Regions from separate parts of the Mus musculus genome. Here regions 1, 2, 3, 4, 6 and 7 are each linked to region 5. A link is a loop called in an ENCODE intact Hi-C map of the cell type or tissue named here. Cell type or tissue: heart. All regions are shown on one strand.

Region 1 (4,000 bases), 84 kb before region 5:
GTAAGCTAAATGAGTGCAGATGAGGTTCTCTGTCCTTGCTTACTATACGTGGGTCACAGAAGGGTCCTCAGGTGGTCCCTGGCAGAGTGGATAGGAATAAGAGGGGGGTGGTGGCTAATGAACTTCTAGATGGGAAAGATCCAAGTCGGGATGGGAGCCACATCTATGACTTTGTCCTTCAGAAGACATGTAGACACACCTTCCCACTTCTTGCTCCATGGGTTTTGCCTTTGGAGAGCCCTGTGAACTTGACTAACCTATAGCCTGCCTTAAAGCGGACACCCTGTCTTAGACAATAGCCCATACCTACCAGGCTCATAGTTTGAATGGAATGGGTCAGTCCTGGCCCTGGTCGCTCTGTGGAAGGGAGGGCATTTATGAATCGCCTAAGCAGGTGAACTAAGGGGAAGCGGGAGCTAGAACAGATACTTTCTCAGGTTCGGCACAGCCGAGCCTCTTGCTGCAGCAAGAGGTCCACTGAGGCCCTCAGCTTCCTCTCAGTGGACAAAGCAGAGAGTCTACAGTTGTTAGGATCTCTTCCCCTACCCTGACCTGGGAGCTAGCAGAAACCCCCAGCGGCCACCCAGGTCTTGTTCACCATGAGAGCAACAACAGCTCTGTATGCCCCTCTCCTCTCCACCTCCTGCCCTCCCTTTTTCCTCTATGGCAGAGGACCACCAGCAAGCACTCCTCCTGATCCCGGTTTCACTGTGAACATGGTAGATCCCACTGTTCCACCTCCGGTCACCGGGCAGGCTGCCCCTAGGCTGCTAAGGACAGACGAGAGGCACAGACATGGAGGGCTTGATATTTTATTAGAAGCCTTCAGAACAGCCTGTGTTCTCCCACATGACCAAGAGTTCAAATTCTAAGTACAAAATCGTGCCCACATGCACCCACCCATACAAAGGAATCCTTTAAGGATCATCGTGGAGACCCCACCCTCCCAGACAGCCCACTGTGAGCGCGCATCAGACAGCCAAGGCCATGTGGACCTTGAGGTGAGGCCCCATGGGCCCTACGCCCACGCAGGCTGAGTGCTTTCCTATGAGGAAACACCTGCAGTTCCGCCTTCACAAAAGGCAAATGTGCCCAGGGCACAGCCCGCCTGCAGGGTGCTTGCCCAGCAGCAACGGGCCCTGAAGAAAGTCCTCTACGGGCTGGGGTGAGCCAACCCCCGACTCTACAAATATCATAGAACCCCCGGTGGTGACCAGGAACTTCGCAGAAGTCACTTGCTGAAATGCAAACACAAAACAACCCCACGGGGTCGGACGGGCGGCAGAGGGTGGGCCCTGATTATCCCCAAATGACAACTCTGCACACACATTCTCTAAGAATGACCCTCCTGCTGGCCAGCCAGCCGGAGGAGGGAGCCTTCGGAAGAAGGTAGCGGCCAACCTGGGGCTGAACTGCGGCTGGGGAATGTCTTCCCACATCCAGAGGAACGAGCTCATCCTCTGGTCCGCTCCAGGCACCGGTCGGCCGCTGGGTCACCAGGGCCGCCAGAGGCCGCAGGCGGGTTGGCGCGAGGTGGAGACCGCAGCAGCAGCAGCCTTAGCGGAGGAGCGGGCCGGTTGGGGCGCAGCTCCGGGCGCCGGGGGCTCCTTGGCAGGAGCGGCGGGAGCTGGGGGCCGCTGGAAGTGGTAAAGCAGCTTCATCTGCGTGTCGCTGGCGGCGTGCAGGGTCAGGAACTGTACCGCCTCCTGCAGGCACCAGGAGTAGCCCTCGCTGTAGTCCTGGTGCAGGCTCTTGGGGCCGGCGGCCGCGGCGAAGGCTGTGGGGAGACGAAGCGGCATGAGTGGGGCGCGCGCGGTGGGAGCCACATCGGCCGGGAGCAGGAGGCGGGCGCAGGCGCCGGGCTCACCTTTGCTGTGTTTCAGGTAGCTGACGGCCATCTCCAGGATGTCGGCCTTCTCCAGCTTGGAGTTGGGCTGGTGCCGCGCGAACTCCTGCTCCAGCAGCAGCTTCAGCTGCTCTATGCTGCTGTTGATGCGGTCCCGACGCATCTTCTCCACCACCGGCTTCCGCAGCTGCGGGAGGAGAGGCGTCAGGTGGGCGGCGGACGCCGGAGGCCCCGGGGGAACCGGACGGCGCGCGCCGGGCGAGTTGCACTTACTCGGTTTTTCTCCTTGGGACTGAGCATCTCCACCGCCACGGTACTTGGGGCCATGCCTGGAGCTCTGGAGGCGATTAGCGAGCGGAGCGGAGCGGAGCGGACAGAGCCAGGCGTCCCGGACTGGCGCGACCTGGACCCCAGCACGCCAGCCCTATATAGGCGCGGGCAGCGGCCCGGCGCCTGGGGTCCGGGCGCCGCGGCCGTTCCCACACTCGGCGGCCAATGGCGGCGCCGGCCGCACAAAGGCGCCGGCCCATTAGCGCACGCTAAATTGCCTGTGAATTGGCGCGGGCACAATGGTCGCTCCCCGAGGAGCAGGTGGGCCGCGCGGCACAATGTCCGGGCTGTGGGAACGCGCTCGCCCTCATTAGCATCCCGGGGCCTGATGCTGAGAGCCCCGCGCCTCAATATGCTGCCTTTTCCCAGGCCGCGGGGAGGTGGGGAGGGCAGGAAGGAGTGCTCTCCCCCCCCCTTCTCTCCCTTCTTCCCTCCCACTCCCCAGAGGCTCCCCACCGCTGGCTGGCAGAGGCCACAGGCGCAGAGAAATGAGAGTTTTACAATGAACAGACAGCGACTTCCAGAGGAGTGGGCACCCTCCCCAGCTGGGACCTGTTGCCCACAGGCACAGTGGGTTAAAGTGGGCCACATTCTCTCAAACAGATGCTGCCGCCATGCCATTCGCAGGTACAGGATGAGAGAGGGACTCATGTATTTAGAATTTAGGCGCTTTATTGCCAGTTCTGTCAGTTGAGAGGAGTGACTTCTCCGCAGCTAGAAATGGCCACGCGCGGAGCCTGCCAAGCGTACTTCTAGGCTAGCTGAATTTGCTTTGGATAATGCCTAGCACAAAGCCCCATACCTAGGAAGCCCTCAGGAACCCCTGAACCCACAGGGTATCTGGACTGCTCTTGTGTCACCAGGTGCCACATGCATCTCTGAAACAGGAGGACCGTGCCTCCTTCATGCTGTCCGTGATCACTACTCCCGCGTGGCTTTTAGGAAACCATGGCTGCCCTTAACTCCTCTCATGACATCCCCCTCAGCTCGTGCGGGCGCGCGCGTGCATGCCTCTGTGTGTGTGTTCCAGTTTCATTCAGCATTTTGTGTTGGCAGGTAGAAGGTGGGAGACCTAAAAATAAGCCCCCATATGAATGCTGTGCCAGTGTGGATGGGCCTCTTTGTAAGAACTGATAACCGTGGTTCCTAACCAGGTGACCTTACTAGTCACACCCTAGACACCTAGGGGATGGCCATGTAGGAGCGTCCCTCCATCTGGAACCTGTACTATTTCCCCAATACTCTGCAGGGGCTGAGGGAGGAGATAAGGCCCCGTGCTTCCTCCTAGGGTCAACCTAAGACCTAGCCAGGCCCAAACCAGGAGGCTGGCATCAGAGCACAATAGCCAGTGTGGAATGAAACCAGGTTCTCTGGATGGATGTCAGCCATGTCTGAGCTCAGGAACTGAAGGGCCTTCACAGTGCCCACTAGGGAAACGCCCTCCTGCTATGGTAGTGACCCACTGCTGTAAATGATCTATTCCGAAGGTCTTGCTCCAGAAGCTCTTAGCACAAGGGGTTGTTGGGTTACCATGGATGGAAGCATCTGGGACAGAGGGGAAGGCTTGGCTTTGAGGCAGCACAGGATGGTCTGTCCAGTGCAAGATATAAGTGCAGAATTCACCTCCCTTAGTCCCTGCCACAACCCTCACCCGAGCTCTGACAGAGGTACCCTGTAAGTGCAGAAGGGAGGCTCGGGGCTGTATGTCTGGGCTTCTGCTTCTACAGCCCTGAGATCTAGCAGTGGTTGGCACTGTGTGGTGGTCAAGCAGCCCCCTCAAACTACAAGGAAGAGGAGTCTGGTGGTTCTCAGTGAAATCTTGTT
Region 2 (4,000 bases), 390 kb before region 5:
GAGCAAGAACCTGTCTGGCCCACCCTACAGTGGCCCTGGCAGGGAGATATATGGCCAAATTATACCCAAAAATAACACAGAACACCCCTCAGGGTTTCCCAGCTGGTTACCCGTTGCATACTCCCTGAGGCCCACCAGATGACACTGAATAACATTCCTCTCTCTGAGGAGTCCTAAGGCCAGGGAGGAGAAAAAGGAACATGAAGCAACGACAAGAAAGCCCAGGTTTGGGTCACAGAACCTCAAGTTGGCTGGCCACTGGCCACTGGCCATGCATATGTGGAAGAAACAAAGTGCCCTTGGGAATGGCAGAAGTGCCCCCATTGGGCTCCAGAGCAGGGGGTGATCTGGGGACCCTGTAGACACGAAGGTGTACTTCCACTCCTCGGGGTAGAAACAGTCCTATGCACCTGGGGGCAGGGCATACATATACAGGTACATGTGTGTACATGTGTGTGATACATGTGTGTACATGTGTGTGATACATGTGTGTGCATGTGTGTGATAGAGGAGGATATGTAGCATGCAGTGTGTGTGTGCACATTTATTTTTTTACTGTTTGTAAAAAAAATGTGTTTACTGTGCACAGAGGCTCATCACACATGTTATCTATGTGTGCTCGTGAACGCACCCACTTTTGCATCCTAGCTTCTCCTGCTGTTCAGACAGGTGGGATTACAGGCATGAGCTGTCTATCCCTGACTAGTGACGGTGACTTCAGTGAAACCAGTCATAAATACACCTTCACATAAATGAGTGTGTGGCGGGCAGCGCGTGCGAGTCACCAATTCAGAAGAATGACTGAGTTCCTACAAGCTGCTTCAGTTGAAGTGGCTCAGTAACCAGGGGTGGCAGACTGGAGCCAGAAATCAGTCTAGCATTCTAAGTGACCCTATTTCTGTGTGTGCCAGAGCAGGGGGACTGTTCTGAGCAGAGATGGTAGGGGTGGCCAGGCAGAGTATGAAGACTGATCATCCCTCCTGCTGTCTTAAAATACTTAGCACTTGAACATAGAAAGAGAGAGAGAGACAGAGAGAGAGAGAGAAAGTCAGTCAGCCAGCCGGGCAATGGTGGCCCACACTTTCAATCCCAGCATCAGGAGGCAGAGTCAGGCAGATCTCTAAGATCAAAGCCAGCCTGGTCTATAGAGTTAGTTCCAGGACAACCAGGTCTACACGAAGAAGCCCTGTCTTAAAACAAAACAAAACAAAACAAAACGGGCTGGAGAGATGGCTCAGCAGTTAAGAGCACTGACTTCTCTTCCAGAGGTCCTGAGTTCAATTCCCACCAACCACATAGTGGCTTACAACCATCTGTCATGGGATCCGATGTCCTCTTCTGGTGTGTCTGAAGATGGTGACAGTGTACTCACATACATAAAATATAAGAAAGAAAGAATAGTGAATGTAAATATACAGGAAATTGTAGCTGTGTTTTCTCGTCTCGGAGATGGATTCTGTGAGTTCTGTGTATTTTGGCAGCTCTGGGGATGGCGCGTGTGCTTTGTACGTGTGAACAAAGTGTTCTCTACCACTGGGCCACATTCCTCAGTGAGAAGCGGGCTTTGTAACTGTAAATCAAATCAGGAAAAAAATACAACTAGTTATGGTGCCATGCCCTAGGAGGCTGAGGCAGGGGAGTCACAAGTTCAAGGCCAGCCTGGACTACATATCGAGAGCCTGTATCATCATCATCGGTCACTATCACTGATGATGACGATGACGACGACAGGAACAAAGCAGGGTCCGTCCCTGGTCCCATTCTGCATGCTCGAGTAACAGAGATGTCCCAGCAGAGCTGAGGGGCCAGGGACACAGCCTGGGTATCCCACACTGCAGGTGAGGAGTCACAGCTTCTGAGGACACAGATGTCCAGCACAGCGACTCTCTTGGCACATTCACACTCACGGACAGAGTGTGCCACTTCCCAGCCACCCCCTGCCTAGTGACTGCCCGCTTTTCCACAGGGTTCAGCGTGGACTGGTGGGCACTGGGTGTCCTTATGTTTGAGATGATGGCTGGGCGCTCCCCCTTTGACATCATCACGGACAACCCTGACATGAACACTGAAGACTACCTTTTCCAAGGTTGGTGGCCCATGGTGTATGCACTCCCTCCCACCTCCCTCTGCATGTTATTTTTTCTTCCCTTCTCAAAGGTGAGGATGGAGCATTGTCCAGGCTGGTGCTGTGCATCAGCAACAGTACACACACACACACACACACACACACACACACACACACACACGAACCCATTCCTCTGGCAGAGATTGTAAAACGAGGTGATCATAGTCCACCTCACTATGGGTCACCTAGAAACCCTGATTTAGCCAGAGCCCCCTTCTGCCCACCCAGATCATTCCCTGTAGCCTGTGCAGGCTCCCTTGCTCCTGATGAGAGAGCATTAATGGCCACTGATACGCCCCTCAGGGCTGTCCCTCGGCGCCCCCTGGTGATCGGTGTTCAGACTCCACATGCCTGCAACCAAAAGGTAGTAGGGAGCTGTTGGTTCACACAAGGCTATGTGATATGTGAGTGCTACCAGGAGGTCCCTAGAAGGACCCAGCAGGCTTCTGGAACAGGAAGGTGTCCCAGGGCTACAAGTCTGAGCTCTGACTTAGAAATGGGGTTCAAGCCAGGTGTGGGTCACATGGCCTTGTAATCCCAGCTACTCAAGAGGCTGGAAGGAAGGTCAAGAATTCAAAGCCAGGCTGGATACCTACCAAGATTCCGTCCTTGCAAAAAAACAAGCAAACAAAAAACAAAAAAACACAAAAGGAGCAGAGTTCAGGGGGCCCACCCGTAGGCTATCGGAAAGAGCAAACAGTGCCGCTTCTCACCCGGTCTCTGTCCTCAGTTATCCTGGAAAAGCCAATCCGGATTCCCCGTTTCCTGTCTGTCAAGGCCTCACACGTCTTAAAAGGATTTTTAAATAAGGTATGCTCTTGGCTGCGGTGACAGACGATCCCTTGTAACCCTCTGGGATCAAGTTACCCATGGGATGGAGTGGGTGGACAGAGTCTCTCCACTACTGGAGCTGTCTGTCATCAGCTGCCAGCTGCCCCCAGCTGCTCTGTGCTGCTGCTGCTCATCCACTCTGGCACTGGGGCTCCGTGATCTTTGAGTTTAATTTTTTATTGATATAGCAAAACAGTGAGTAAGTAACTGACCGGAAAAGCAGTCCCAACAGAGGGAAGGTCAGACCCAGCTGGACATCAGAACAGCTGGGGACAGGGAACTCCCGTGGGGGCAGTTGGGCCATCCCGTTGGGTTGAGGTTGAATCAGGGGTTTCCTTAGGAGTCCTGACTCACCCTCATTTGAATTCTGACCCCCAGGATCCCAAAGAGAGGCTTGGCTGCCGGCCACAGACTGGGTTTTCCGACATCAAGTCTCATGCTTTCTTCCGCAGCATAGACTGGGACCTGGTAAGCCTCGAGGGTCACCGGTGCCCCTTCTGCGAGGTGGGCCAGTTTTGCCAGAATGGGCCCGTGTGTACTTGGGTGCCTGGTACATGGTGTCTGGCCATTTTCTGTGGTGTTGTGGTTGGTTTTCCAAAGCTGCCAAGAACCTGATGTCAACAGTTACAGGACAGAGTAGCAGGCACAGGCATCGGCTCGGACTTGAGTCCATTCCTGATATTAGGAGAAAAACTTCAACTTTATACTTTGAAGAAAAGTATAAAGATTAGCCAGTTGAGTAGATCTGGAACTTGCCCAACTCTGGGACAGTGGACACCTCCCCCATCCCCTGCAACCCCACCCTGATCCTTCCAGATGGCTTACAGCCAGCACTGATGACTACATTCCATCCCCACGAAGAACCAGTTACTCTGTTTACCGGACTGTTTGTGTCTGTGGGTACTGGGAGGAATCGGGAGGGTCCAGGCCACAGAGGCAACAAGCAATCAGGAAAGATGATACCCCTCTACCCCCATCCCATGGCCAGTCTAGAGCTGGGCCTCATTATTACATAGTCAGAGCCTTGAGTTCTCTTCCTTTCCA
Region 3 (4,000 bases), 370 kb before region 5:
GATTCTCTCAAAAAAAACAAGGTGGGAAGTGTCAAGAAAAACTTGACCTGGCCTCTGTGCACATGGGTGCCTCTGTGCAAAACCCTCTGAGCATGTAGATATACTACGCAAACAATAAATATGCACATTTTTTTCTGTTTTTGTTTTTTGAGACAGGATCTCTCTACATAGAACTGGCTGTTCTGGAATTCACTATGTAGACCAGGCTGGCCTGGAGCTCAGACATCTGCCCCTCAAGAGCTGGGATTAAAGGCATATAAGCCACCACTCCCAGCTCAGCACAAATAGTTTTTTAAATCATTTGGAGGAGACTGTTGGGCTCTGAACTAGGCGCTGCCTTATGTTCTGACAGCTGCTTAATCAAGCTAACTTTGCGCTTGATTAACCAGGACTAGCAAAAAGGCTCAGCAAATAAAGGTTCCTGCTGCCAAGTCTGAGGGTCTGAGTTCAATCCCTAGGACTCGCATGGTGGAAGCTAAGAACAGATTTCAAGAAGTTGTCTTCTGACCTCCACATGCATATGTGCCATGCACACATATATGTAAATATTTATAATTTAAATTTTAGTTCTATAAACAAAAGGCCAGAGCCACATCCAGGCACTCTCTTAGCCTCCTAAGTCGGTGGACCTTACACCCTGCTAAGTCTTAAGTGATAGGACACTCACTTCGGGTCAAACGCCTTCTGGCACAACGGGCAACTCAGCAACGCAAGTGGACTCTGCACAGGCACACACTCCTGGGCGCTGGGAGTTCGACCAGAATTTAGTGCAGGGCATCCTTTCAGGGATGGAGTAGGTGACCCCAGGGAGCCTTCAGGTTCACAGAACAGGTGGCGGGAGCTTCCAGAGCCACGAAGGGCAGGTGGCAAAGGCGTCCAGGAGAAAGTCTTGGATCCCACAGTGAAGGCCTCAGGAGGCACAGTGGACTCTGGGTCAGGTAGAGACTCCTGAAAAGTAAGTCCCCATAAGGTCACAGCCACCAACACCATGACCTCCCCCAGGGCCTGAGAACTCTCTCCCAGGTCATCCTTCTTTAGTGCTTTTGGACACACCTGGCTGGGAAAAGCAGGCAGCGGTGGTAATGGCTGACGGTTCGGGGTCCAATCCGCGGTCCCGCTCACGGTGCTGCGCAACAGAGCAGCCCAGGGCTCACTCTTACTTCCCTCCGAGAGAAACCAAGGGCGGCAGTTAGGGGGCCTGGGAAGCACAGGAAGAGTCAGCCGGGGCATCCATGGTAGAGATATCGTGAAGAGTTGATTCTACAGTGAGGGGTACCAGGGCTAGGGAGCAGGTCCACAATGGGGTAATGGAGGAGGGAGTCCATAGTAAGAGACCGGGAAGGAACCTCACTTAGAAGGGTAAATGGACTCTTGGGGGAAACGGAGCCTGGGGCTGAGAAAGAAGTGGATAAATGGGCGACGTGAAGAGGGGTGGCGGAGGTGGTGGTGGGGAACAGCAGCGTTGGGGCGGAAGAAGCGACCGCGCCCCGAGAGAGGCGGAGCGCGGCTGGTAGCGAGATGCACGCGTGCGAGGAACCCCGCAGCTAGGCGGGAACATCGAGGCGTCCCCATCGCCTTCCCGGTGTCTCAGCGCCTTCCAAAGCCCCCAGGACCCCACCCTTCCGCTCTGTCCCGCCTCACCCGCCCCCCGCGGGCGGCCTCCGACGGCTCAGCCTCCCCCGCAGTCTCCGCTCCTCCTCCATCCTTCTCCAAACAGCGTCCGGCGGAAGTGAGACTTACAGCCCGGCCCGCCCTCCGACCGGGATCCGCTCCGGCGGCTTCCAGACCCCCCCCACTCTCCGCTCTGCCAAGTGCCAGCTCCCCTTTGTGGCGCTGGAAATCTAAGGCGCCGAGATCCCAACCGTTGGGAACACGAGGCTGCCGCCTTGAGGGAGAGGCGGGACAGGGCGGAGCTGCCCTCCAGTTTGCAGGGGTGCGAGATTGGGCCACTCGAGCCTGTGCAGAGCCTGGGCTCCCTTCCGTCAACACGTGCAGAGAGCTGTCAGGCTTGCCCTGCCGGTGGCACCTCCCAGACAATGCCCTGCCTCAGTTTCCAGTTCTGTAGTCTTTTTCAGGAAGGCCCCATGGATAGGACCAAATTCTCAGGCCCAGTTTTGCCAGCATCTTCTTCTTAAAGGAGGAACTGGGTTTTTCTACCAAAGAGAAGAGCAATCAAACCGCAAAGCCCAGGGGACGAAGGCTCAGAGTGAAAAACCCGGGCTTCCTACCTAACCAATATCCCGTCCTGCAATCCTGCAGCCCATCACTTGGTGGCAGCAAAAGTCCAGGCACTTTGATGTACGCATTGGGATTCGCTAGTAGCTTTCTACTTCACAGCCCCCAGGGGTCAGGGCCGTTCCAAACGCCTGTCCTGCAACCATCTGACTCGCAGACCCTTTTCCTGGGTCTTCCTCCAGTCAGAGCTTTGCACCCCATCCTTAGGTGAGATCACACACACACACACACACACACACACACACACACACACACACACCGTGTGTACTTCCAGGTTCCACATCCTGGAAGTTGTGTCTAGACCAGGGTCTGGGGATGGTTTCTGCACTAAGGTTGTCTTCTGTCTCTGCAGACTTGAAGAGGAAGAGCAAGTTTAATCTCGGAGAGCGCATGTATTTGTGCCGTATGTGTCTGGTGCCCACAGAGATTGGAAAAAGGTCTTGGACCGCCTAGAACTGTGGTTACAGACAGTTGTGAGCTACCATGTGGGTGCTAGGAAATGAACCTGAATCCTTTGCAAGAACACTGGCACAGACCTTTCATCCCAGTACCCAGGAGGCAGAGACAGGAGGATCTCTATGAGTTTGGTTTATGGAGTGAGTTCCAGGAAAGCAGGGCTATGAAGAAAGATCCTGTCTCAAACAAAACAAAACAAAAAGTTGAATTTGGGCTAGGGAGGTGACTCAGTAGGCAAAGTGTCTATGCAAGCATAAGGGCCTGAGGTCAGTTCTCAGAATTGACATGAAACCATGCAGGACAGCGCAAGTCTGGACTCCAGGTGTGCTGTGAGAGGAGAGGCAGAAACAGGAGGTTCCCCTCGCCTGAAGCTTTTGGGACTTGTGGACACAGTGCCTTCACAAGGTGGAAGGCGAGGTTGTCCTCTGACCTCCACCACGGTGTGTGTGCCCACCCTCACAACACACAGGAAGGAATTTTTAAAAAATATTTATGTATGAAAGTAATCTATCGACGGGCGTGGTGGCACACGCCTTTAAATCCCAGCACTCGGGAGGCAGAGGCAGGCGGTTTTCTGAGTTCAAGGCCAGCCTGGTCTACAAAGTGAGTTCCAGGACAGCCAGGGCTATACGGAGAAACCCTGTCTCGAAAAAACAAACCAAACCAAAACAAAACAAAACAAAAAAAACAAAATAACAAAATAACAAAAAAAAAAAGTAATCTATCTGCATGTACACCTGCATGCCAGAAGAGGGCATCAGATCCTAGTATGGATGGTTGTGAGCCACCATGTGGTTGCTGGGAACTGAACTCAGGATCTCTGGGAGAGCAGTCAGTACTCTTAACCACTGAACTATCTCTCCAGACCAGGAAATAATTAATAATAATAATAACAACAACAACATAAAAATTAAAGCCAGATGGTGGTGGTGCATGCCTTTAATCCCAGCACTCAGGAGGCAGAAACATGTGGATCTCTGTGAGTTCGAGGCCAGCCTGGTTTACAGAGCAAGTTCCAGGACAGCCAGGGCTACAAAAAGAAAAACCCTGTCTTGAAAAACAATAACAACAAAATTAAGGTTGAATTTGATGAAAATATTTTACTCTCCTGGAACTATCTGTTGTGGTGATAAGAAAGTTATTGGAAAATACTCTCTGGTTGGGATTAACCCTTGCATTTCAGAAACAACTTTTTTTTTTGAGCCAAGATTCACAACAGTTACAAAAGGATATTTCAGCCCCCCCCCCTTTTTTTGAGACAGGGTTTCTCTGTGTAGCCCCTGGCTGTCCTGGAACTCACTTTGTAGAC
Region 4 (4,000 bases), 110 kb before region 5:
GCATCATGGGTCCAGAGGTACTAAAAGTGTCCCCTTACTTGCCACCACCCATCCATCTATCCTATGTCTGCCTCTCTCTGAGGGCCATCCCTGGCTGGGTAGGCCCTGCTCTGGCCACCACGGCCACCTCACCTGCCTTCACTCTGTCTCTTTGGTCTTGCAGTGGGCTTCTCTATGTCCCAAGTCTACTTTTAGAAGCTCAGCCTTGTTAGGAGTCTCAAAGGTACCCGGCGCCGCGGGACGGTGTAGCCCGCCGCCCCACCTGCATGCCAGGCCGCGCCCATTAGCATCCGTGATACTTGGTAGCATTTTGGAGACTGTCAGCTCATGTGACATGGATCATGACACGTTTCTGGGGTCCCCTGGGCCATCCTCAGCCAGAGAGTGGCATTTACGAGGCAGATCCAGGATTCAGCCAAAGCCAAGGACCTATCCTCCTATCCTGTCCTCACCCTGTGCACCTTCTGCCCTTCCCCATGACTGTAGGTCTCTCTGCACAGCCTTGCAGCTCCTCTGCCGTCCTGTCCTCTCTACCTGCCTACACTGTCAGTTACTGGCCCCTCTAGCTCTCTCCTCTGTGTATGCTAGGATCTGAGTTAGGGTTGGGGGCAGGGGTACCCAGCGGGCGCTCCAGCTCGAATCCTGGATCTCCTTCTAAATGGCTTTCCAACCACATTGACCAAATTGCACTGGATTTGGGATCTTGAATCAGGAAGCTGATTCAAGTGCTGGCCACTCTATTGCCTCCGCAGAGGGGCCCCTGGCCGCCAGGCCCTGGGCTGCTCCAACGCACGAGCACGGCCCGTCATGGGGGTGGGTGGGCGTTGTTGGTGGGATGCAGGGGTGTGTGGCATGTAAGGATCCCTATGGCCTCTGTCCTCTTAAGAGGTGGCCACAGATCCTCTCCAGCAGTGATCTATGCAGAGGGGAATGCAGGAGGGGACTGGGCAGAAGCTGGCTGTGGCCTGATGCTGGTTACGTACGTGTTGAGCCAGTTGAGGGCCTCAGGAACTCATGGGGCCCCGAGTGCAAGCTGGCCTGGAGGAAGGAGTCTGCCTGGGGGAGTTCAACAAGGCTTCCTAGAAAGGCAGCCCTCTAGGAGGGAGGAGAGGCTCCTGGGAAGTAGGGAGGCAGAGGCCAACGGAGAGCAGGCCTTCCAGGCTGCTGGGCAGGTCACGGTGAGTGCAACCATGGTGATGGCAGACCCCGACTTTTCTTCCCCCTAGATCTGGGGCTACAGTCCTCAGTTCCTCAAGGCTGGGACAAGTGGGTGGCTACAGGTCCATGGTAGCTACAGGTCCATGGTAGCTACAGGTTCAGAACACCCGCTGGAGAGCCAGTTCCCCGCTTGAAGCTTGAAGCCACACCTGGGTCAGGTGGGCCAGGCACCGGCTATGTGGGCTCCTTTTCTTGCAGGTCAAGCAGACTCTGGGTCTAAAAGGTCTCTTCCTCCGAGGCACAAAGCCAGGCTCGCTGGACAGTCATGCTGCTGGACAGCCCCTCCCCCGGCCCTCCGTTAGCCAGAGGCTCCTGCGGCGCACGGCCAGTGCCCCGACCAAAAGCCAGAAGCCAAGTCGCAAGGGCTTCCCAGAGCTGGCCCTGGGCACACAGGACGCAGGCTCCGAGGGGGCAGCTGATGACGTGGCACCCTCTAGCCCCAACCCAGCTCTGGAGGCCCCTACTCAAGAGAGGTCAGGCAGCAGCAGCCCCCGAGGTAAGGCACCAGGAGGAGAAGCAACAGAAGAGAGGACACTGGCACAGGTGCGGTCCCCAAATGCCCCCGAAGGCCCTGGACCTGCAGGGATGGCCGCCACATGCATGAAGTGTGTGGTGGGCTCCTGCGCCGGTATGGACGTTGAGGGCCTTCAAAGGGAGCAACAACCCAGCCCTGGGCCTGCAGGCAGCCACATGGCCATCAGCCATCAGCCCAGGGCCCGGGTAGATTCACTGGGGGGCCCTTGCTGCAGCCCAAGTCCTCGAGCCACCCCAGGGAGAAGCAAAGAGGCCCCCAAGGGTCCTAGGGCTCGGCGCCAGGGTCCAGGCGGCGGCTCTGTGTCCTCGGACTCCAGCAGCCCAGACAGCCCAGGCAGCCCCAAGGTGGCCCCCTGCCAGCCGGAGGGTGCTCACAGGCAGCAGGGGGCGCTGCAGGGAGAGATGAACGCCTTGTTCGTTCAAAAGCTGGAGGAGATCAGGAGTCATTCCCCCATGTTCTCCACCGGTAAGGCCTGCCGTTCCGCTGCATCCCATGCTCTCTACACCTGGCATGCCTAGGCGGTCCGTGCCTGCCTGCCGCTCTCTGCTTCATTTGTCCGTCAGCTTAGCTGTGGCCTGTCTGCCTCAGATCCCCACCCCTGCCCTAATGGCCCTGTACTTTGTGGGGGCGGGGGTGGGGGAAGAGGGCTGCTCGAGTCATCAAGGCATTTCTGAGAGCTGCTTGCTGAGGAACCCAGGGATATCCAGCCAGCCCTCAGCAAGGGCTTCCCTGGTGCCTGCTGGCTGCCCTGACTGGCTGCTCTGATGGCCTACCTTCCTAGGTCTGAAAAGATCCCAGCTCTTAGCCCTGCCTCCCCCCACCCCCACCCCCAAGGGTCAGATGCAAGAATGACTCTGCCTTTCGGTCCTATGGGAGCCTGCTGTCAATTGGTGGTGGTACCTCAGGGTATCCCCTCTTGGAGACTCCTCAGAGACCAGGGGAGAAGGTGCTTAGAACTGAGGTCTGGGCCTCAGAGCTTAGGGGGAGCAGCTTCCAGGGACCTGCATTGTCCAAATGTCACTAAGCCTTTTTGTGACCCTCCTTCCTGGCTGACACTTCCTGACCTTGGAGTGTGAGGGAACTGGTCTGAGCTGGTTACTGAGCTCTAGCCTGGGCAGAGGGAGGTCCCTGGAGTCTGCCTGCTTCCATTGTATTCCCCCCGACCCCCGCTCCTGCCCAGCATTGTTGTCCATCTGTCCATCTGCCAGTGCCCCACCACCACCACCACCACCACCAATACACTGACTGTGTTCTCCTTTCTGTCCCTGCTCCGTGCTGCTTCCATAGTTAGGGATTGAGACCTGCGAGTGCCAGGTAACAAACAGGCCTGAGCCCTATGTGTCCCCATGATGTCCCAGTCCAAGGAGGACTAGGCCTGGCCTGCCCTTGCCCCATGGAGCCTGTGTGAGGCCCAGGCATGACTCCAGCCTTAGCGGGGTGGGGTACTCTTGAGTGTCACAGTACATGTGTATAAATGGAAAAGCCTGGTTGCTGGGATATCCTGGGGTGGACTGGTGGTCCCTACCCTTGGCTCAGGGGGTCAGGATCGGGTGCTGATTAATGAGATTCATATTCCCCCATCTCTCTCCCCCCTCCCTCCCTCCCTCCCTATCCCTTTTCTGTTTCTTGATTCTCCCCATGTCTGTCTTTAATCTGTCTGCCCTTTCTATATCTACCTCTCCGCCTCTTGTCTCCCGTCCCTCTTTCCCCACAGATACTCGCCTCTTCCCCCTGCAGCGGCCCATCTCCCCCCTGTGCAGCCTGGAACCCATTGCCGAGGAACCAGCCCTGGGCCCTGGCCTCCCGTTACAGGCAGCTGCCCCCACAGGTCCATCTCAGGAAGGGTCCCAGTGCCCTGTAGGCCTGGGAGCCAAAGTGACCAGCTCCCAGCAGACATCTCTGGGAGCTTTTGGAACCCTCCAGCTCAGGATTGGGGGCGGTAGGGAAAACGAAGAGCCACCCCTCAGGCCACACAATGGTGGGATCTCCAGCGGGCCACGTGAGGGGACTTCTGGAAGACAGACAGACAGCAAGAGCCGCTCCCGGGTCCCGGGCCACTTGCCAGTGGTTAGGAGGGCCAAGAGTGAGGGCCAGGTGCTCTCGGAGCTCTCTCCCACACCTGCAGTGTACTCGGATGCCACGGGCACTGACAGGTTATGGCAGCGGCTGGAGCCTGGGAGCCACAGGGACAGTGTCTCCTCATCCTCCAGCATGTCCTCCAACGACACCGTCATAGACCTATCACTG
Region 5 (4,000 bases):
ATCTTTTACACACCACACACACACACACACACACACATCAAATACACATCACACAGACACACATCACACATCATACACACATCACATAGACACATTAAACACTCACATATACATCACACACACTCTCTCACACACACACATCACACATGAGAGAGAGAGAGAGAGAGAGAGAGAGAGAGAGAGAGAGGGAGAGGGAGAGGGAGAGGGAGAGAAAGAGAGAGAGAGAACGCTTCCGGGCAGGGCTGGGAGGCAGATGTCTGTGGTGTGGCCAAGGGAACAGATCCTGACAGTCAACAGGAAGCTCTCCCAAATGGAGACACCAGATGGAAACAAACACAGTCTCAGAGGTAAACCTTCCCCACTTACATCATACAGGAGGCCAAAACAAAGGCCACAGGGATGTGAGTGTATATTTATGTGCCATGCGACCTGAGTACTTTCATGTGTCCCCTTGAATTTCTTCTCTCCAGGAGAGGAAAATGGCCAGCTAGGTCTCTGTGCCTGGATGAGGTTCCCCTGCCACAGAGGTGCTCAAGCTGTGTCTGGCTTGGGCCAGCTTGACCTCAGCCAAGGACAGATATTAGGTAACTGTTGTTTTGGGCACTCTGTTTCTCTCTGTCTCCCTTTCTCTGCTTCCATCTCTCTGTCTCCCTCTTTCTGTCTCTGTCTTCCTCTCTGCTTCTACCTCTCTGTCTCTGTCCCTCTCCTTCTCACACACACCCATGCATTTTCACCTCTACACAAATAACAAATACAATAACACATATTTTTAAAAAGAAAAGCATGCAGTTGCTGAAGCTTACGAACAACTGCAGACCCAGAATGGATGGAGTCAACTAACGATTTACAACAGCTCATTTCCAGGTGGGCATCACTGAGGTGTCTGAAGAAAGACTTAGCACTAGAACGATATTCTATGGAATTTACCAGGAATGCAGAGCAAAGCCAGGGACAGAAATGACCACAGAAAAATTGAGCATCAGAAAGGACAGACCGAGAAAAGGCGTCTATAAGCAACCAGAATTTTCTTTCATTAATGTTGTATTTCTTGTTTGTGTGAGGGGAATGGATACATGTACATGTGTGTGGAAGTCGGAAGTCAGTCTTGGTATTGTTTCTCAGTGTGTGGGAGGTCAGCGGTCAGTCTTCTCAGGCATGCTCCACCTTATCTTTTGGGTTGGAATTTCTCACTGGAATCTGGGGACTGAACTCAGGGCTTTGCTTGCACAGCAAGCACTTGGCTGACTGAGCTCTCTCCACAGCCGTTAGCTGAACTTTAGGAGTAGAGATTCTCTCTCTCTCTCTCTCTCTCTCTCTCTCTCTCTCTCTCTCTCTCTCTCTCTCTCTCTCTCTCTCTCTCGAGAAGCAGCTTGATCACACTTAATCCGCACCAGGGAAAGCATGGAAACAGAGCAGGAAGTGGAGCCGAGCTATAACGCCCACCCCCAGTGACCCACCCTCAGTGACGTACTTCCGTCAGCAAGGCTCCACCCGCTAAGAGTTCCATAACCTTTCCAACAGCGCCACCAGGCGGAGACCAAGTGATCGAACACGGGATCCCACGCTAGGCATTTTCGTTCAAAGACCTGTAATGACCAACCTGATAATCAAGCTGCCCCATACCAACAAACTGTTTTAAAGGTACTGGTTGAAAACGGGTGTGGAGGTATAATCCCAGCGCTTGCTAGGTACGGACAAAAGGGTCAGAAGTTGAGAGTCATCCTTGACTATATATAGTAAGATGGAGGCTAGCCTCGGCTACATGAGATTCTCTCTCTCTCTCTCTCTCGCTCGCTCTCTCTCTCTCTCACACACACACACACACACACACACACACACACACACACACACGTGTGCTCACACATCAAATACACAAAAGGCACAAACTGCCTTTTGAAATGCTAAAGACAAACTTTGCATAACAATCACTAGACAGAAAAAGGACCTGTCGAGAGAGCTATGAACTGATGAAATCCAGACAATAGCAAGGAAAGAAAATGCAACTCGAGCTTTTCATAGCTCAGGTGTTAAAAAAAAAAAAGTAGAGAGACCAGGGGCTGGAGAGAGGGCTCAGTGGCTGAAAGCACTTTCTGCTCTTGCAGAGGAATCGAGTCCAGGTCCCAGCACCCACATAACTGTTGAGTCGTTTGCAACTCTAAGTTTCCAGAGTTGACCTCTGAGAGTACTCACACTCATGTGTGCACACATCCCTCCATATATGTGTAATTCAAAATAATAAGTATTTAAAAATACAGCATAAGATATATAACTGACAAGGGTGGGTTTAAGCAAAAAATTTGGAGACATCTCTATTGGAATGTGCAAGCATGTTGTCTCACAAGCTAATTTACCTTCACACAGGACGAAATGTCAAGATTGATAGGGTCAATAGCAAGACTGACTTCTTGTTACTAAATCTGATAATGACCAGTGTGGTGGCCTTTTTTCTAAGCATTCCTGTTGCATCAAGTTTTCAAACCCTCATGCGAGCCTTTAAGACACACCCCCCTATCAATTCTGTTTTGCAGGCTGAAGCACAGAGAGATCATGGAAGTGGTCTGATGTCACACAGCAGGGACGGGAGCTGGAATGCCCTGCCCGCCAGGCTGTATAGCTGGGCAGTGGTGTGCATACCACCTCAGGTCCCTCCTTTCCTCACCGAGTAACAGACAGAAAAGCCCAAGGATGAGCTGCCGACTCCGAGGACACAGCTCAGGTCCAGGCTGGTGACATCTCCCTGCAAGAAGGGTTGCTGGCAGGCTCAGTCTCACCTACGCAGCTCTGCTGCTTGGCCGGAAGAGAAGCATAGGCGCACACAGTGGGCAAGGCAGCGTGCCACTAAAGCTTTGTTTACAAGAACAGGCAGAGGCTGTGGTCAGCTAACCTGAACAATGAATATGGTTGCTTGTGAACAGAATTCCCGATGACCATGAATGAAAGTGGAGTGCCCAGCTATTTATGAAAATACTTGACATCAAGAGCCTACCTGATAGCTCAAGGACAAAAACACTTTTCCAGAAAGACTGGGACCTGAGGCTGATCCCCAGAATCCATGTAAAGGTGGAAGGATTGAATCAACTCCAAAAGGTAGTCTCTGACCTCCATACCATGCCACCACACACCCCACCACAAAGAACACATAATAAAATAGGCCTTCGGGAGGAAAAGGATTTGCATCTAATTTTAAACTAGCAAATAATTAAAAGAAAAAGCAACTATCAAAAGGATAAAAAAAGAATTTCAAGTAAGTTGCGGGGGTGGGGTGGGGGTGGGGGGAATAGCTCAGATTGAACACAGGCAGGAAAGGCTGAAGATGCATCAGAAACACAATCATGGCAGACAAAAGACAGATTCTGGAGATTCAGGGAATGCAAATAAGGAAAATCCTCCCAGCAAAGGACAAACTCAAACCCCAGCCTGGCATGGCTGCAGAAGAAACAGAGGAGCGGTACACGGAATGCTCAGATAAAAGAAGAGAAGTACTCCTATTCAATTTTCTGCACGAAGTGGGAGAGTAGTGGCGCACGCCTTTAATCCCAGCACAGAGGCAGGTGGGTCTCTGAGTTCGAGGCCAGCCTGGTCTGCACAGTGAGTTCCAGGACAGCCAGGGATATACAGAGAAACCCTGTCTTGAAAAAACCAAGCCAAATCAAACGTAACCAAACAGAAAAACAACAACAACAACAACAATTCTCTGGATCCAAGTGGTAGCAGGAAAAACTGACCCTACAAATTGTCCTCTGACCTTCGTATGTGTGTGTGTGTGTGTGTTTTGACATGCTCTACCTCAAGTAAATGTAACAGAAAAACTGCAAATAAATTGGTTTTATTTTTATGTATATGGGTGTTTTTGCTTGTATATATGTATGCCTGCGTGCCACATGTGTGTCTGATGCCTGTAGAAGCCAGAAGAAGATATCAGGTCCTCTGGAACTAGAATTAAACACAGTTGTGAGCTGCCATGTGGATGCTAGGAGTCGCACTCCTGGCCTCTGGAAGA
Region 6 (4,000 bases), 190 kb before region 5:
CTGAGGCCAGCCCTGTGGAGTACCTTGTGATCTTTCCATGTGTCTCACCATGACCCTGCTCGTACCCTTCCCCCCACTCGATAGCCTCTTCCTTTTTATCTGCCTCGTACCCCATAAATGGAAAAGCCCATCCTGCTGAGAGAAAGTCTGGGGCAGTGAGTGCCCTCTGGCCAGTATCTTCCTTCCCGGAAACAGAGACTAATGCAGGTGATTTCCAGGAGCCTTCAAGCATCCCCTCCAGACCTGGGTGGGTTGTGGGCCCCTCAGTGCCCAGGACCTGCCGAGCACAGACAGCTACCTGCAATTGTGGTGAGGCCAAAGTAGGCTATGTCCGAGAGCAACTCGATCTCTTTCCTCCATTCCAGCCATTTCTTTGCACCTGAGAGAAGAAAAATATTAGCTCTAGAGAGGTGAAGTGGTTCTCTTAAGATGACTCCCAGCCGGGTAGTGGTGGCACACGCCTTTAATCCCAGCATTTGGGAGGCAGAGATTTCGAGTCCAGACTGACCAGAGTGAGTTCCAGGACAGCCAGGGCTACACAGAGAAACCCTGTCACTCCCGAAGGGCAGGTAAAGTCCAAGTCAAGTCACTCCTAAGACGACCCTCAACAACTCGTCTCTCCCTTCACCTCCTCTGCTGCCCTTGGTGACCGGAATGTCTCCGAGACGAAGACCGCCTCTTAAGAAGCCCCGACTGTAACTGTCTTGAGTCAGGTACTGTCCTAGAGACATGGAGCCCAGGAAAGTCTAGGTAGTGCTAACAACATAAGCCAGAGGCGACCTGTTTAGTATCAAACCTCGGCTCTCTGAAATCCCAAATCCCTGCCTGTGTGATCCACGTGTCTACCTATGAGAGTAATGACGTTAGGTCCACCCTGTAGGGGCGTCTGGAGAATAAATGGGCAAATGCTTGAGAAACACTAAAGCAGAGACCTGCAATGTGGTCAGCAGTGTGTACCTCTGTTTTGATCCCCGCTTTCCAAGCAAACTCTGGAGCTGCCGCCTGTCTGGGTGCCCGGAACGCTCACCCGCTAGGCTGTGCAGCGCTTCACCCGCCGCGCTCCGCAGGCCTCCCAGGTAGTACTCGTCCTTCTGCGCTGCCCGGATCACTTCAGGGGCACCCGCCCGCGCCATGGCCCGAATCGCAGAGCTCGCACCGCGCCTGCGCACCTCGTGGGCGGGGCCTGTGACGCTCGACGTGCGTCCGTCGTGGGGCTGAGGCTGCGAACACCACGCGGGCGAAGGCGGAGCCTAGGCGTGACATCTGTGGAGGCGGAGTAGTGGGCGTGTCCACGACATAGGGGTGGGGCTACCCGGGGAGGGGTGTGGTCTGTGCTTGGAGGGTGAAGCGGCACAGTGAAGTGGCGGGTAATGACAGGGAGGAGGTAGATACCTAGTGGGTAGGACCCCCGAGAAAGCTCAGCCTCGCAGATGTGTTTTTGGCCTGATTCAGGTTCAGTTTTCTGGCAGGAGGTACGTGTCTCTGGGCTGCAAAAGTGGATCTTTTGGGATAGCCACGTGATTCCAACGGACTGCTGAAGGCTCCAGTTGTTGGAGTTCCTCCCTGCCCATGCCCTGGTTTCTTCAGCTTGGGTTGGGCAATCCCAGATAGCACCTTTGACCACTGCTAGGAGGCAGTCACGGCTCATGCAGAGGCATGAACTTCTAGCCAAATCAAATGTGACAGTTTGAAATGTAGATTCTCTGAAGGCCCAAGGCCGCTTGTGCTGGAAGACTTTTCAAACTTGGAAGCTCATTTCTACCATAACCATGGGGTATGGCCTGTTCTAAGTGTCCCCGCCTGGACTGCTCCTTACACGCGACTGCTTTTTTGCATTCTCTTCTCTCAGCCATGGGGAACAAGACCAGAAACACTATTCAAGTATCTGTTGTTCTCAGGGATACGGCCTAAGTAAGCGTCTCTCTCCGTGGGCTTAAATCCTAGGCACAGCGGTGCCTTGATCCTCAAGTTCTTCCTTTGTGGGCTCTCAAGGATTCTTCCTATGGGACAAAACCCAAGATGGCCAGCAGGTGGAGCTATCAGCCCATCTTTTCTACTAGCTTGGGCTGCTAGAGCTTGTTAACCCAAACAGATCCTGCACAGATCAGGGAAACAAGAGGCTTTTCAGTGAGGAGAGAAAGTGGAAGGGCAAGATGAGTAGTGACATCATTGTAGATCAGTTCTCTGGATTCTCGGATGACCATGTGGCCTGGAGTCCCCCTTTGCTTCAGTGTTTCAGGGTTCCAGAACTCTGCGGTGGAGGTAGAGCGAGAGCTCTTGCTTACGGAAGGGGCATACGGCCCTTGCCACCTCCCACCCCTTGCCTTCTGAAGCACAAGGATCCTAAGACTGAGCCTTGTGACTTTCTCCTTGTAAACTCTTCCTCCTGCTTCAAGGATGGAGGACAGAAAGGCCAGGCTCCTGTTTCTCTGTGTAGCCCTGGATGTCCTGGAACTCACTTTGTAGACCAGGCTGGCCTCAAACTCAGAAATCTGCCTGTCTCTACCTCCCAAGTGCTGGGATTAAAGGTGTGAGCCACCACTGCCCAGCTCAACAACTAATTCTAAAGTCATACACGCTGTGGGTTTTGTTGTCCTGCCTGATGTCGTTTGCCAGCTCTGGCCACTCTGTTTTCTTTTTTTTTTTTTTTTTCTTAAAGATTTATTTATTTATACGTAAGTACACTGTAGCTGTCTTCAGACACTCCAGAAGAGGGAGTCAAATCTCGTTAAGGATGGTTGTGAGCCACCATGTGGTTGCTGGGATTTGAACTCCGGACCTTCGGAAGAGCAATCGGGTGCTCTTACCCATCTCACCAGCTCCTAAAAAACTCTTTATTTTTATGTTTGTGAGTACATTGTTGCTCTCCTCAGACACACCAGAAGAGGGCATCAGATCCCACTACAGATGTTTGTGAGCCACCATGTGGTTACTGGGATTTGAACTCAGGACCTCTGGAAGAGCGGTCAGTGCTCTTAACCACTGAGCCATCTCTCCAGCCCCACCACTCTGTTGTCTAACTCTATTAAGTTAAATTATATTTATTGTGTTTGTGTTGTACGCATGTGTATATATTCATGTTTGTATATGTGTGGGCATATGTGGATATGTGGCATGCATAAGAGTGTGTGTGTGTACGCCTGCAAGTGTGGAGTCTGGCAAGGACGATACCTGGTATCATCTTGGATTGCTCTTCCACCTTCTTCTTTGGAGCAGGTCTCTGAATCAAAACCAGGACTTACCCACATGGCTAGTCTTATCAGCTAACTTACTCTGGGATCCTCCTTCCACGGTTGAAATTTCAGGTGGGTCACCTCACCCATCAGATGTTTATGTGGGCTCTCTGGATCTGAACTCTGCTCTTCATACTGGGGCAACAAGCATCCTATCCGCTGACCTCTGTAGCCAGCCCTATCTGAGAAATTTGTAATATAGTTCTGCTGGTAGGGAGGCCAGAGACAGTAAGCCAGGACCTTGGGGAGGCCTGGGAACTGGGAGGGGATTGCCCAGCAGGTGGCTCCATTGCACCTGCTCTGTGCCCTCCCCCACCGCCACCCCCCATCCCCAGGTTAAACCTTCCAGCACCACCTAGCTGGCTTCCCTTTGCCTAGTGTCTTTCATTCCTTGCCTAGTGTCTTTCATTCCTTGCAAATCTTCCCTCTGCCCCTAGCAGGGATTTACCATTCTGGTGGTTGCTGTACACATCACACCCAGGATGGGGCTTGCTGAACGGCTGGCAAACAAGAAAACTCCATTTCTCTACCAGATCTGGCCCTGGGGTTGTACTGCGGGGTCCACACCTACCTTGAGGCAAGAGTAACCCTGTAAAGCCCCTGCCCTCACCTGACATCTGGTCTCCTGGGAACCTGAGGAGGGACAAGGCAATGCTTTCTCTGCAGGAATGGGGAGAGGACTGCAGCCTCGGGTTCTGGGAGGCCTGCCCCACCACCCGGGGCATGAAGTGCTAGGCTTCCTTAAGTTTTTCATTGCACCCTTTAAC
Region 7 (4,000 bases), 120 kb before region 5:
ACCATGCTTCCATCTCCACAGATGCTCAAGGGCAAGATCCTGGTGAAGGTGAGGTTTCCAGGACCAGCATCATGACGGCTCTGGCCTGGGGCCAAGCTGGAGAATTACAGTATCTACGGGCAGACTGGGCGGGAGGGAGGTTCTCACTCTCAGGATGGCCGTGTCACCTTGAGCCACTTCCCTTGTGTGCCGCTGCGATAGCACCAACTGGTTGCATGGTTACAACCCACGTGTGGCCTGGAGTTCCAAGAGGGAACTTTACAAAGGCCTCCTCCCTATGGCGGCCGCTCCTGGTGGGTACCGGCCGCTGGATTCCCGTTATCTACCTCTTCCCCCAGGGGAAGAAGCTCCCTGCCAATATCAGTGAGGATGCAGAAGAAGGCGAAGTATCTGATGAGGACAGTGCTGATGAGATGGAGGATGACTGCAAGCTCCTCAATGGGGATGTGAGTGGGAGCCCAGGCTCTGCTTGTAGGGAACCTGGAGTTGGCCCCCAACACCCAAGACCAATTCTCAGCACAAAGGGGATTTATTTACCCCAGAGGGAGAGAGGGCAGGGAGTCAGAGACAAAGACAGGAGATGGAGGGTGAGGGAGAAGGGGAAGGGAACAAGGGAGGGGGCAAGGGGTATCTGTCCTGGGGGGCGGGGGGACAAAGGACTGCCTCTGGATAGAGAAGAGACAGACAGACAGACGTGGCCCATAGGCAAATGGTGGTTTACAAATGTAAAAAAATAAATACATATGAGAAACCCCGTGTTAGGATGAGATGTTTGATTTTAACTAGGCCTGTTAATTAGGTGAGTCAAATGGGGCTTTTGATTGCGGGACTTCAGTATTGTGATAGTTGGACCTTGGTGGTCAGCCTCAAGAGGAGGAAGTGGCCAAAAAAAAGGGAACAGACCTTGGTGGCTAGCCTTAGGAAAGTAATCTAATGGATTTTATCAAGGCAGAGGGAACTGGGGAGAAGGGCAAGGCCTGCCAGACCCAGGCTGGCCACGCTTAGGCTGGCTGGAGTCCCTTCAAGGGTGGGAAACCTATGGATGTGAGGAGCAGTCTCTTGTCCTGGTCACCAGGATCAGTGAGGAAGGTTGGCAGCAGGAAGAGAGGACATACGGTAAATGCTGTGGTGTACAAAGCCTCAGGCCCTAGGGAGGCAGAGGAAGGTGGATCTCTGTGAGATCGAGGCCAGCCCTGTTTACAAAGTGAATTCCAGGACAGCCAGGGCTATTGCACAGAGAAACCCTGCCTTGGAAGAGAAAGTAAGGAGTGGGGAGTGGGGGAGGGGACGGTGGAGGAGGGGGAGGGCCCTCGTGTCTATTATGCAGGCCAGCCACACACCTACTGTTTCCCCCTTCTGGTTTCCATTGCTAAGCTGACCTTGGATTTTGTCTGTGACGCTGAGACTTAACACTGAGGGGGTTCCACACCATTCCCACCCATACCCACACCTGTTCCTGCCATGCTTTAACTCAGAGCACCCCAGCTGCCTGGCCAAAGTCTGCCCTGTCCCTGCTGGCTGCTCAACACATATGGCGGACAGTGTGTGGGTCTCAGATCCTGTTATCTTCTGACGCCCTGACCTCCTCCTCTGGGGCAGAACCACACTACTTTAGGGATTGCACATATCTGGGTTTCAGTGCTGTCTACAGCTGCCCGGGGTCAATCACAGCCTCTGCGCTGAGAATCACAGGGTCTGTATAGGGACTGTGAGGACCGCAATGCTCTCAGTGGTCAGTGCTCATGACCAGCTACCCCATGCCCTGCACCAGAACCAACTCCAAGAGCCAGCTGCAGTGCTGAGACCTCCTGTGTGGCAACACGGACATCCCACAGAGCAGCTGGCCTGGCCCAGGGCTGAGGAGGGAGCCTGAGCTGTCGGGGTTGGTCCTCCGGGAGCTGAGTGGAGGAAGGCTTTGTAACTGACGTCTCTCTTCTGGGCATTGCTCATCCACTGCTTTCAGCCACTATGAGGCAGCAGAGACTTTATTGTCCCCCAAGGAGTCATCAGATGGGAAAATAATTGTGCAGAAGGCCTCCGGGCCAGCGCTGCCTAATTGTTTTAGAAAGCCCTGAGACAGCAGATTCTTCCTGCTTCCGGTGTGCCTGCTCATGTCTCTGGCTGGCCCAGGATGGTGGCAGAACTTAGGACTGACATCCTTAGTGGGGGTTACCCTATCCTGAGCATGCAGGGGGTCCTGATTGTCCCAGACTGAGGTCCTCCCTCAAGTGCTCCAACTACATCAGGGTCTCACTGAGCTTGTCCTGTCGGAGAGTGATGTCCCAGACTGAGGTCTCCCTTAAGTGCTGCAAGTACATCAGGGCCTCACTGCACACAGCTTGAGTTAGAGGTTCCTGTCCCTGTTGGCTGCTCAACATTTATGGCAGCCGCTGTGTGGGTCTCAGATCCTATGTTATGTTCCGAATGTCCCGACCTCCTCCTCTGGGGCCACACAACTTTAGGGACTACACGTATCTGGGTTTTAGCGCTGCCCATAGCTGCCTGGGGCAAACCACAGGCTCTGTGCTGAGAATCCCAGGGACTGTATAGGGACCGTGGGGCTGCTCTCTGGGATGGGGACAGACACTAACAGGCTGACCTGTGGCAGGCCTCCACCAATCGGAAGCGTGTGGAAAACATTGCAAAGAAGAAGCTGGATTCTCTGATCAAGGAGTCAAAGATCCGTGACTGTGAAGACCCCAATGACTTCTCTGTGTCCACACTATCCCCCTCTGGAAAGCTTGGGCGCAAAGCAGAGGCCAAGAAGGTGAGCCCTCTGCTGCTGACATGCATTTTTCCAACACCTCGTCTGTGAGCTGGGTGAGGACCCCAGAACATGTGGAAGTAGATAGATGTCTATGCACATACAGAACTGGTTGCAGAGGTATGTCTACAAATCTATCCATATACACACCTGTACCTTTCCATGTGCCAGTACACACACATAGCCCTGTACTTAAACACACATGTGCATAATGCTTATACATGTGCATACACACCTGCATGCACACCCATATAAACATACACCTCTGCATATACCTACACGCATACAAGTGCATATGCATGCTTGTGTGCTCATACCACACAACACTCACATGTGTGCACATAGCTGCACACATACCTGTACACACATACCTCCCTGCACACACCTATACAACATTCACACACCCGCATAGATGCCCGTGCACACTCATGCACACTAGCACAGTATCTGTATATGGGCAAGTATGCTCTTAGGGACCTAAGGTTTCTCTTGGAGGGACTTTGAGCATTGCATACCTTGGTGAGGGTTTCATGGGTGATGGAGGGATGGATAGACAGCAGGATCTCAGGGTCCAGGCAGTCCTGAGAGCTATCTGAAGCATCTTAGATATGTGTCGGTGTGCCGCTGTTGGGGAGCAGCAAGCCAGGCTTGAAGGACAGGCCAGCAGCTGGCTGTGGTGGCTGTGGAGCTGACCTTGCAGCTGAGTAAGGCATCTGCAGGGTGAGATGTCTGGAGAACCATCCCTCCACTCCCCTGCCCTTCCTTGCCACTGGCTCGATTCTAGCTGTTTCCAAGGCTCTTGGGAGGGCCGGAAGAGGACCTCTTCCAGAAGAACAGGATCTGCTCCTGCTGTGTTTTTAGAGGTGTGTTTGTTTCCACCCACAGCCCTAGAGAGCTCAGCACAGCTGATATGATAGTTCTGCAGGTGGCTCACACGGGTCCCGTGCACACGGCCTTCTCTTTATTTTTAGCTCCCAGACATTTGGGCAGGAGAATATAACCTGCCTGATGCTTTGCCCAGCCTCCATTAGTAGGGGGCTGAGTGGAGGTGGGGCCCTGTCACTGGTCCAACCCTGGTGAAAGTTAATAGGATCTCTGCTTTTCTTGGCCAACAAGAAGGACACCTGGGGCCAAGAGCACAGCTTGGCCCTTGCTATCTCATGTATGAATAACTGTGCTCAGAGAAAGCGTCTTGGAGGGAGAGAGGGGGAGGAGGGAGAAGAGGAGGGGGAGAGG

The links. Hi-C counts contacts between places; a loop is a spot of excess contacts. Peaks named below come from ENCODE experiments on the same cell type or tissue, not always from the same donor. Only the 100,000 strongest peaks of a DNase experiment are listed, where the experiment ranks them.
Region 1: a loop joins it to region 5, with 3 times the contacts of the local background. A loop is called at or near these places in 9 of 42 quality-filtered maps.
Region 2: it touches region 5 in a loop (2.4-fold over the local background); 4 of 42 quality-filtered maps call a loop at or near these places.
Region 3: a loop joins it to region 5, with 2.3 times the contacts of the local background. A loop is called at or near these places in 14 of 42 quality-filtered maps.
Region 4: it touches region 5 in a loop (2.9-fold over the local background); 6 of 42 quality-filtered maps call a loop at or near these places.
Region 6: a loop joins it to region 5, with 10 times the contacts of the local background. A loop is called at or near these places in 39 of 42 quality-filtered maps.
Region 7: a loop joins it to region 5, with 3 times the contacts of the local background. A loop is called at or near these places in 6 of 42 quality-filtered maps.

The regions. Positions count from the first base shown.
Region 1 is chr4:154,959,169-154,963,168 of GRCm38, reverse strand. Hes5 (hes family bHLH transcription factor 5) reads right to left here and starts at 2,246. Exons shown (of 3, transcript NM_010419.4): 1 at 2,120-2,246; 2 at 1,868-2,033; 3 at 798-1,777. The coding sequence starts at 2,173. The coding sequence ends at 1,494. In heart, CTCF peaks have their summits at 1,505 and 1,709 (motif pointing left); DNase peaks (open chromatin) are centred at 1,088, 1,918 and 2,508; H3K4me3 peaks cover 1,741 bases; H3K27ac peaks cover 426 bases; H3K27me3 peaks cover 4,000 bases.
Region 2 is chr4:155,267,119-155,271,118 of GRCm38, reverse strand. It overlaps Prkcz (protein kinase C, zeta), which reads left to right. Exons shown (of 18, transcript NM_008860.3): 14 at 1,967-2,086; 15 at 2,856-2,935; 16 at 3,335-3,424. Among named protein-coding and RNA genes, the nearest start is that of Faap20, 19 kb to the right of the region's middle. In heart, a CTCF peak has its summit at 2,455 (motif pointing left); DNase peaks (open chromatin) are centred at 2,608 and 3,138; H3K27ac peaks cover 399 bases.
Region 3 is chr4:155,247,704-155,251,703 of GRCm38, reverse strand. Faap20 (Fanconi anemia core complex associated protein 20) reads right to left here and starts at 1,738. Exons shown (of 4, transcript NM_001190445.1): 1 at 1,642-1,738; 2 at 1,054-1,198; 3 at 668-948. The coding sequence starts at 1,703. In heart, CTCF peaks have their summits at 2,267 and 3,442 (motif pointing right); DNase peaks (open chromatin) are centred at 1,233, 1,693 and 2,263; H3K4me3 peaks cover 2,423 bases; H3K27ac peaks cover 2,493 bases.
Region 4 is chr4:154,984,433-154,988,432 of GRCm38, reverse strand. Plch2 (phospholipase C, eta 2) reads left to right here. Exons shown (of 22, transcript NM_001113360.3): 21 at 1,417-1,714; 22 at 3,468-4,000. Among named protein-coding and RNA genes, the nearest start is that of Gm42363, 22 kb to the right of the region's middle. In heart, a CTCF peak has its summit at 2,127 (motif pointing right); a DNase peak (open chromatin) is centred at 2,132; H3K4me3 peaks cover 1,005 bases; H3K27ac peaks cover 1,247 bases; H3K27me3 peaks cover 2,622 bases.
Region 5 is chr4:154,875,520-154,879,519 of GRCm38, reverse strand. The region is part of intron 2 of Mmel1 (membrane metallo-endopeptidase-like 1); the gene reads right to left. Among named protein-coding and RNA genes, the nearest start is that of Gm13112, 5.5 kb to the right of the region's middle. In heart, a CTCF peak has its summit at 1,533; a DNase peak (open chromatin) is centred at 1,479; H3K4me3 peaks cover 915 bases; H3K27ac peaks cover 1,484 bases; H3K27me3 peaks cover 672 bases.
Region 6 is chr4:155,064,202-155,068,201 of GRCm38, reverse strand. Pex10 (peroxisomal biogenesis factor 10) reads right to left here and starts at 1,172. Exons shown (of 6, transcript NM_001042407.1): 1 at 1,028-1,172; 2 at 299-379. The coding sequence starts at 1,133. In heart, CTCF peaks have their summits at 1,799, 2,014 (motif pointing right) and 3,501 (motif pointing right); DNase peaks (open chromatin) are centred at 1,231 and 2,031; H3K4me3 peaks cover 2,003 bases; H3K27ac peaks cover 2,358 bases.
Region 7 is chr4:154,994,899-154,998,898 of GRCm38, reverse strand. Plch2 (phospholipase C, eta 2) reads left to right here. Exons shown (of 22, transcript NM_001113360.3): 9 at 1-48; 10 at 339-446; 11 at 2,609-2,767. Among named protein-coding and RNA genes, the nearest start is that of Plch2, 14 kb to the left of the region's middle. In heart, a CTCF peak has its summit at 1,968; a DNase peak (open chromatin) is centred at 1,928; H3K27me3 peaks cover 387 bases.